Regions from separate parts of the Homo sapiens genome. Here region 2 is linked to region 1. A link is a loop called in an ENCODE intact Hi-C map of the cell type or tissue named here. Cell type or tissue: mammary epithelial cell. All regions are shown on one strand.

Region 1 (5,000 bases):
AATTAATTTTTGTGTATGGTGTGAGGCAAGGGTAGAGATTCATTTATTTCTGTAGAGAGATACCTAGTTGTTCCAGAACTATTTCTTAAAGAATTTTCTTTTCCCATTGGCACCTTGTCAAGAACCAAATGGCCATGGTATGCATCTGTTTGGGAGTTCTCTATTTATTCCATTGACTTACTTGTTTATCTTTATCCCAGTACCTCCAGTAAAGTTTTGATTTCTGTAACTTCAGAATAAGTCTTAAGTCCAGTAGTGTAAGTGCCCCACCTTTATTATCCCTTTCCAAGGTTGTCTTGGATATTTTAAGTCCTTTGCTTTTTCATATAAAATTTAGAATCCTATGAATAAACCTGATGGGTTTTAAAATTTTTAAAATTTTTGTTTTATCAAATATGTTTTCTGGGCCAGGTGCAGTGGCTCACTTGTAATCCTAGTACTTTGGGAGGCTGAGGCAGGCAGATCACCTGAGGTCAGAAGTTCGAGACCAGCCTGGCCAACATGGTGAAACCCTGTCTCTACTAAAAATACAAAAATTAGCCAGGTATGGTGATGGATGCCTGTAATTCCAGCTACTCAGAAGGCTGAGGGAGGAGAATTGCTTGAACCTGGGAGGTGGAGATTGCAGTGAGCCGAGATTGTGCCACTGAACTCCAGCTTGGGCAACAGAGTGAGACTGTCTCAAAAAAAAAAAGATTTTCTGAATATATTGAAATGAGTTTTCTCATCTTGTCATGAGATGAAAATTTTTTTCTTTGCTCTACGGTTGTGGCGAATGTGCTACTATTATTGTATTGTAGTCTATCTCTACCTTCAGAGATAGTAATGTTCGTTTTATATACTTGGAAGCTCCAGTGTTGAGTGCACAGATATTTCTAATTATTATATCCTCTTGCTAAATGGACCCCTTTGTCATTATGTAGTGACCTTCTTTGTCTCTTTGCAATCTTTGATTTGTGTCTCTATAGGTGAAGTGGGTTTCTTATAGGCGGCATATAGTTGGGTCTTATTTCTTTATTTGTTCAGCCACTCTATGCCTTTTAATTATAGAATTGAGTCCATTTACATTCAGTGTTGTTACTGAAAAGGTAGGACTTATTAGTGCCATTTTCTTCCTTATTTTCTGATTGTTTTGTAACTCCTCTCTTTCTTCCTTTTCTTACTGTCTTTCTTTGTAGTTATTTTCTCTGGTAGTATGTTTTAATTGATCACTTGTTATTTTTAGTGAATCTGTTGTTGGTTTTTGTACTGTGGTTACCATCAGGCTTACAAAAAACATCTCATAGGTGTAACATGTGAATTTAAAGAGATAACAACTTATCTTAGGTCACACAAAAAATAGGAGCAAACAAGGAAAAAAACCCTCTACACTTTAACTCCACTCCTGCAACACACATTTTGACTTTATATTGCCTCAATTTACTTATTTTATATTGCCTGTCTCTTATCAAGTTGCTGTAGGTATTATTGTTTTTAATAGGTTTGTCTTTTGGATTCATACTAGGGTTATAAGTATTTATAAGTATATAAATACACAGTTATGGTATTAGACTACTCTGGGTTTGTCCGTATACTTGATTTTACCAATGGGTTTTGTATCTTCAAATGTTTTCTTTATTTACATTAATGTTTTTTCCTTTCAGAATAAGTAATTACCTTTAGCATTTCTTGTAAGATGAGTCTGGTGGTGGTGAATTCTCTCAGCTTTTGTTTGTCTGGAAAAGACTTTATCTTTCCTTCATATCTGAAAGATAACTTTGCTGGATAAAATATTCTTGGATGTCTGCTTTTTTTCACTCAGCACATTGAAAGTGTCATCTCACTCTTTTTTGGCCTATACAGTTTCTGTTGAGAAGTCTCTTGCCAGATGAATTAGAGCTCCTTTGTATGTTATTTGTTTCTTTTCTCTTGCTGCTGTTAGGATCCTCTCTTAAAAGAGAGAAAGGATCCTCTGTTTGTCATTGACCTTTGAGAGTTTGAAGATTATATAACCTTAGGTTAGTCTTATTTGGGTAAAAAATATTTGGTGTTCTTTTACTTCCCTGTACCTGAATATTTATCTTTTTCTCATGTTTTGGAAAGTTTTCTATTATTTCTTTGAATAAGGTTTCTACACTTCGCCCTTCCTCAACTCTCTCTTCAATACCAATGATGTTTAATTTTGTCTTTTCAGGTAATTTTCTGTATCTTGTAGGTGATCTGTTTCTTTTCTTTTTTCTTCTTTGTCCTCTAACTGTGAATATTTAAATAGCTTCTCTTTAAGCTCACTGACTCTTTCCTCTGTTCAATGCATTTTGCTGTTGAGGGCCTGTAATTAATTTTTTAGTCCAGCAAATGTATTGCTCAATTCCAAGATTTCTGTTTGATTTTTAAAAAATTATTTCAATCTCTTTGTTAAATTTCTCTGATAAATTTCTAAATTTGTTTTCTGTGTTATCTTGGAGGTCACTGCGTTTTCTCAAAACTATTATTTTGAGCCGGGCATGGTGGCTCATGCCAATAATTCCAGCATATTGGGAGTCTGAGGTGGGAAGATCACTTGAGGCCAGGAGTTTGAGATGAACCTGGGCGAGATGGTGAAACCCCATCTCTACTAAAAATACAAAAATTAACCAGGTGTGGTGGTGCATGCGTGTAATCTCAGCTACTTGGGAGGCTGAGGCACAAGAATCACTTGAACCTGAGAGATGGGGGTTGCAGTGAGTCAAGATTGCGCCACTGCACTCCAGACTGGGTGACAGATTAAGGCTCTGCCTAAAAAAAAAACAAAAAAAAAACTATTATTTTAAATTCTTAGAGAGTTCACATATTGCCTGCCATCTTATTAAGATCAGTCACTGGTTCCTTGTTTGGTTGTTTGAAAAAGTCATGGTTCCCTGATTGCTGTTGTTTCTTGTGGATGTACATCTATGTCTTTCATTTAAGGATTAGCTCTTTATTCCAGTCTTCTTGGTGTGGCTTGTTTTGGTTTTTATTGGATATGTTTGCTTACAGATTGTAATTTATCTGTTGACTTCTTTTTTTTCCTTGCTAGGTCACTGCCTTCTTTTTGTCACTAGATGGCACTTTAAGCCCAGGTTTGCTACAGTTCTAGTAAATGATCAGAGTGCTTCCCAGCCCAAATGGGGAGATGCCAAATGAAATATCGCAGTAGTGCAGGAAGGCTGCCTAGGGTGTTCTGCCCAGAGCACGAACCTGTTGAATGAACCTCCTACAGCATGGTGCTGCTGAAGAGCTACTCTGATTTGTGCCTCATTTCGCTGAGTTACAGAGGTTCCAGGGCTGAGGATGGCAGTCTCACTTCCCTCCTTTGTCTCTGGCTGCCCTCAGGAATAGTTTTCCTTTCAAGGTACTCCTGATGCTTCCCTTGGGTTGAGGCAGGGATGGGTCTCCTGCCAGAGAACCCAAGATGCTGGGGAAGCTGGTTGTCCACCTCAACCTCGGTTTTTCCAGTGTGGAAACTATAAGTCAGGGAGAAATTTTCCGTACACTTGGTGCTGAGCAGACTGGGAGGAAAGGCATTGTGGACACGAAAGTCTGATTCTCTTACCATCTTCTCAAAGTTTTTCACTTCTCTGTGGCCCCAGGAACTGTCTCATCTTCATATTCAAGTTTGACATATTGCTGGTAATAATCTCAGCGCTATATATTTGTTTTTGGTTTTCTGTGGAAGAAGCTTGATTCTATGCTGCCATTTTGGAACCCCTGGTGAAATTTTGATTAAGAAATATTCTGGGCTGGGCGCGGTGGCTCACGCTTGTAAATCCCAGCACTTTGGGAGGCCGAGGCGGACGGATCACAAGGTCAGCAGATCGAGACCATCCTGGCTAACACGGTGAAACCCCGTCTCTACTAAAAATACAAAAAATTAGCCGGGCGTGGTGGCGGGTGCCTGTATTCCAGCTACTCAGGAGGCTGAGGCAGGAGAATGGCGTGAACCTGGGAGGTGGAGCTTGCAATGAGCCACGATAGCGCCATTGCACTCCAGCCTGGGCGACAGAGCGAGACTCTGCCTCAAAAAAAAAAAAAAAAGAAAGAAAAGAAAAAGAGAAAAAAAAAAAGAAATATTCTGCAAATGTTTTTATATTTTACTTCCTTTTCAATTACCACCATCAGCATTCTGCAGCCATGTTATTGACAAGCACTTTCACATAGCTCTATACACCTCACCACATTGTTCTCACTCCCTTTCATAAATAGGAATTACTTCTAAGCCTCTGATTCTATGGACTCATCTTGCTTCATCTCTCTCAACATTCTTTGTATTCTGTCATCTGCAACCCTCTCTCTTCCTTTAAATTTTACTGCACCTTTTCATTAAAATATAAATGTAATTCCTATTCTTGGACCTAATGATTCCCTACTTTGGCTTCACATAACAGGAAGAACTCCAGCCTAAGAGTTAGGAATTTCTGATTTATTTACTAAGTACAACACCTAGCTCTCTCTTTACCCTCGGCTCCCACAATGGCTGTGCTGGTTCTCTCTTTACCCTGGGCTCTGCCACTGACTGTGTAGCCTCAGGCTATTAATTTAGCCATCAGAGCCTCAATTTACTTATTGTTAGGTGAAAAGATTAAATCACTGTTGTGGTTTTGTTATGTGATGGTGGTGGTTTGTTTTTCCTTTGTTAATACTAAAACTCTTTCAACAATCTAATGAAATTCATGAACTCTCTAAGGTAAAGCACATTCACACACACATTTTGCAAATAATTTCCAAGTGTTTACAAACTTCCCAGAGCCTATTCATGGACTTGAGCCTAATAATCCTTAGACTGGATATACCCCTTTCTTAATAGTTCTCTCTGGCACTAATTCCTCTTAAAATTAAAAATTAAAAAATTGCAATTTCTATTCCTGCTAAGAATTCATATTTGAGAAAAATGGTTCTGACATCTCTCAGCCATATTCTGATAATCAGAATTTTTAAAAGTCCCTATGCTAAGAAGGTAAGTGGTTTAGGCAAAAAAAGCTCCATAAATCTCAATCTCCTAACCT
Region 2 (5,000 bases), 1.5 Mb after region 1:
TCTCTGCTAATTTTGATATCATCTTTGTTAGGTAAGTCTGCAGTTTTACAAATGAGTAACATAAGCTTAAGATAAAAAGTGTCAAAGTCAAATTCCAACCCAGTTTTAACTGACCTCAAAAAACCTGCGCTGTGTAATCTCACTACCCTGTGTCCCATTACACAAGATGAACCACACTGTCCAATCTTGTGGTCAGGACTTGGACCAGATCTTCTTTGTGCACCTCCCAACTTTATAACAATTTACAAAAAACTTTCATATACAATCTTACTTGATCCTAACAATATGGCTGTAAGATAGTCAGGATGTATATTATGTATCTCCATTTTACAGAGAGATTATGCTCAAGGTCCCATAGCTAATCCCCAACCTAGGTCTTTTAGCTACAAGTCACTTTTGGCCTGTAAAGCACTTGATTTGTAGTTAACCAGTCTTGGCAGTAGTGATTACTATAGTTGGCTCAGTAATTATGATGCTATTGTGGGGATTTGGTCTTACTTCTGGTCAAAGTTAATGCCCATGTACTTAATGACTCATGAGGTATTTCTCTTACTGTATCATAGGAAATTTCTTAGGCATGAGGTAGACATCATTGTGCCTGATATAAGCACCATAATAGGGTTCCACTTTACTATTATCTAAATCTTTAGTCATTCTCCAACTCTGATGCAATTGATATGATTTCAATACATTTATTTTAATTGTTAAAAATAACGGTTGGACATGATATCATTGGATGTACAGAACTATATCAACCTAATGATATGTTTTAGAAAATATACTTGTATTACTCCCAGATAGAGAAGGTCTTTATTGTTTGTCTGAGACAGGGTCTCGCTTTATTGCCCAGGCTGTAGTGCAGTGGCTCAATCATGACTCACTGCAGCCTTGACCTCCTGGGTTCAAGCAATCTTCTGCCTCAGACTCCTGAGTAGCTGGGACTACAGGCACATGCCACCATGCCTGGACAACGTTTTTAAATTTTATTTTTGTAGTGATGGGGTCTCACTATGTTGCCTAGTCTGGTCTTGAAGTCCTGGGCTTAAGTGATACTCCTTCCTCAGCCTCCAAAATTGCTGGGGTTACAGGTGTGAGCCACCACACCCAGCCAAGAAGGTCTTCTTAATACCCAAAATGCAAAAGCTGAAGGAAAACAATGATTGATTCATTTTACCACATAAAAATTTTAAACATCTTTAGTATTAATAGGGATTATTATATTCTAAGCACTCATATTAAACTATATAAAATAGGTTACGATTACTGTGCCCATTTTACAGAATAGGAAGTTAGGATTTAGAGAGATGAAGTAATTTAGGGCTCTAATGGCTAAATTGGTGAAGCCAGGATTTAAATCCTATAAGCCTGACTCCAAACTCCATGTTCCTAAGCCCTGCATTATATGTATCTTCACTCATATTACAAAAAGCTTTATAGTCAAAGCTAAAAAGAAACAGACCTGGAGAAAATATATGAAATATGTATTCACACACACATGTTCCCATACATTAATAAGGACAACCCAATAGGAAAATAGGGAGCAGAAGCAGGCAGCACACAGAGGGGAAAACTTAAATGTCCAATAAATGAATGAAAGTCCAGCCCCTCCAGCAATCATGAATGCAAATCAAAAAAACAAAAAGATGTCATTCCTTATGAGTTTGACAATTCAGAAGTTGATTTTTACAAAGTATTCTTACCCCCATTAAGAGGGTAAGACATACTGTTTTGTACCCCTTGGCCGGGCGCGGTGGCTCATGCCTGTAATCCCAGCACTTTGGGAGGCCGAGGCGGGTGACTTGCTTGAGGTCAGGAGTTCGAGACCAGCCTGGTCAAGATCGTGAAACCCCATCTCTGCTAAAAATACAAAAATTAGCCAGGCACAGTGGCGGGCGCCTGTAATCCCAGCTACTCGAGAGGCTGAGGCAGGAGAATCGCTTGAACCCAGGAGGCAGAGGTTGCAGTGCGCTGAGATCTCGCCACTGCACTCTAGCCTAGGTGACAAAGCAAGACTCCATCTCAAAAAAAAAAGAAAAAAGAAAAAGAAAAAAAAAAGACTTTTGTACCCTTCATACACTGTTGTGGTAGTGCCAATTGACAGTCTCTTCCTTAGGGAGGGTCACCTGGCACTAGTCACAAACTCCACATACTCTTCAATCCAGCAGTCTCCCTCCTCAGCATCCTCTCCTGACACAGGCACATTCTACAAAGAGGCATGCACACTGATATTCATTGCCCTATTTGCAGTAGAAAAAAAAGACAACACCGGGCAGAATGACTTAGATTTTCATGGAAAATTAGTGGAAAAAGTTGTAAAATATGTACAATTGATTTATATACACACATACCCCCCTACTGCAAAGCAAACTATGTACGTCCATATATGGATGTAAAAGCATAGGAGAGTATACACAAGCACACCTGGAGCAGGAAAGGGTCTAGAAGGATTTCAGCTTTTTCTGCCATAAAGATTATTGCTAAAATACATACCACACAACAAACCAACCCATTTCCCACAAATATTACTGTTTGACTTCTCACAAGATACATATAGATTTTTATTGTGTCTCTTCCTTCTGTGTTTCTCTTTTTTCCTAACTGAACTTTGTTCTTTATGCAGGCCCTCTTCCAATCCTGATATATTTTAAAACCTTTAGCATTTCTGCCTACAATATTTGGGTTTTCTTCTTTTCCTGTCTTTATTTAATAAGCCCCATACAAATATTTTCCCCATAATCACAATGTTTCCTTTTCACCTTGCTCAAGAACTGAGTTATGAGCTCCAAATGAGGTCTTTAAAAATTTAGATAAACTCTACATTGGCTAAGTTTTAGTCATTTGCACTGCTAATAAAGATGACAAACACGCTGAAGAAGACTTCCTCCCTTATAAAGGGGCTAGCACAGAAGGCAATACTGTTCATACTTCTGATTCTTGATCACGAGAATTGCCTTAGGCAATTATAACAATGACTCCTCTGACACATAATATTATTCAAGCGAGACAGATAAAGGCGTATGTCCTGTGTCACACAGCTAGGTGGTGACAGCTGCCTTAGCATCAGCACACTGTGTTCCCTCTAATTTCTTCACTCATCTCTAGGTGGCAGTAAATCTGGTTCCGAATACTGACTTTGAGACTCGGCTTTCTCCACATCCTTCCTGTCACTTCCTTTGAGACTAATTCAGATTCTTTCCTTAGCTTCTATTTCCCCATTTGTAAAATTGGGATGATGAGGACATCTTCCTTGGGTAGCTGTGACAATGAAAATGGGATCATCATGCATCAGCCTTAGCCCCACGAGTGCCACAGTAAACTCTCAGTAAGTGAGGTTGTCATCATTATTGTATATTTAAGATTATCTACCTATTCAGAAAACCCTAGTGACAGAGTCTCAATTGCTTTTCTTTTCGCATGAATGATTACTTGCTGAATTCATCAACCTCTTTAACATTTACCTTCCTTTATTGTGCTGGAACATTTTTAATGTCTTTTGTGGCTTCTCACTATGACTGCTTTGTTCAAAACTTATACAGGTCGAGTATCCTTTATGTGAAATACTTGGGCCAGAAGTGTTTTGGGTTTTGATTGTTTTCAGATTTTGGAATATTTGCATATATGTAATGAGCTATCTTGGGGATGGGACCCATGTCTAAACACAAAATTCATTTCTGTTTCATACACACTTAGCCATATACACAGAGCCTGAAGGTAATCTTACATAATATTTTAAATAATTTTATGTATGAAACAGTTTTGAATGTCTTTTGACTGTGACCCATCACATGAGGTAAGGTATGTGGAATTTTCCACTTGTGGCATCATGTCAGCACTCAAAACGTTTTGGATTTTGGAGAATTTCAGATTTTGGATTTTCAGATTAGGTGTGTTCAATCTGTATATATGGGTAAGATTCAGTTGTCTCCTTTAATCCTCGGCTGAAGGAAGCACTAAAGATTTTGGGGCCTTAATCTCCCATGCAGTGACACTCTCAAAGCCATTGACTCAGCTTCTCACCTGGGCTTCCTTCCAGTGAGCCGCAGATAGCAGTCATAGATAATGGCAGGGGCCCGGTGGCTGACCGCATTCCAGTACTGTGATGTGAAGCTGTTGCTGGTAAAATTAGCATTTGGCCTCCTGAAAGGTCTCTCAAATGGGATTTTTTCAAAGGTTGCCAAGACTTGGACTCCTGGGGAAAAAAGAAAGTAAGTGCTAGAGGAGAAAAGGAGAATATAAGTCCATCATAGTGGAAAGCATTTGTAATGGGTCAAAACAATAAAGACGAAGGATTTGCTGTGTAGAGTCAAGAATCAATTTCTGAGAACAATATAAAGATTTTTGTGCTGGGCAAATGGTTATCTGCAAACTGAAACAGTGTGAATGGGTTAATAATTGGATTCTTTAGTTGAAGCATTTACTGTAAAACAAACTATTGGGGAAACACTTGTCAATACAAGGAGGTACTGTTCAGAAAAACATGAATCTGCCTTTAATTCTAAGGTCATCCAGTCTATTCTGAAAGCCCCAAGACAGAGGCGAGAGACCTTATTTCCCTGGCTGGACCATTACTTTCAGAACCATTTAGAAAGTTTCTTAACATTTTATTTGAATCTTTATTAAAGGTTTAAGTAAAAGATTGTAAAGATTCTCAAGGCAAGATTTCTTTGTGTTAGTCTACTTCAAATACTTCTCTGGGAATATGTTAGACTCAATTGTCCACTCTGGTATCCAGAGTTTTATTCATAATAGTATTTTTCTTTTTATATTATTACTTAGATTAAGCTTAAGAACTTTTTATGTACATTTGTGAATTCAGTAGTTGTTTCCAAAAGATATTCATTTGAATTCAATTTTATTTAATGTATGTAGGTTTTTTTTCAAAGCATATGCCTAAGCTCATTATTCAATTATGATGATATCACTTATTATGGTAATATGATTATTGCCCTCCTTAAAAAAATACCAGCTAAAATCTGTCTGAAAATATAAATCCTATACAA

Evidence for each region. Hi-C counts contacts between places; a loop is a spot of excess contacts. Peaks named below come from ENCODE experiments on the same cell type or tissue, not always from the same donor. Only the 100,000 strongest peaks of a DNase experiment are listed, where the experiment ranks them.
Region 2: it touches region 1 in a loop (5-fold over the local background); 12 of 110 quality-filtered maps call a loop at or near these places.

The regions. Positions count from the first base shown.
Region 1 is chr12:30,805,695-30,810,694 of GRCh38, reverse strand. No RefSeq gene overlaps it. Among named protein-coding and RNA genes, the nearest start is that of LINC00941, 13 kb to the right of the region's middle. In mammary epithelial cell, a CTCF peak has its summit at 3,060 (motif pointing right); DNase peaks (open chromatin) are centred at 3,104 and 4,524.
Region 2 is chr12:29,316,030-29,321,029 of GRCh38, reverse strand. It overlaps FAR2 (fatty acyl-CoA reductase 2), which reads right to left. Exons shown (of 12, transcript NM_001271783.2): 9 at 4,018-4,189. It overlaps FAR2-AS1 (FAR2 antisense RNA 1), which reads left to right and starts at 3,182. Exons shown (of 7, transcript NR_103860.1): 1 at 3,182-3,322. In mammary epithelial cell, a CTCF peak has its summit at 3,068 (motif pointing right); DNase peaks (open chromatin) are centred at 539 and 3,039.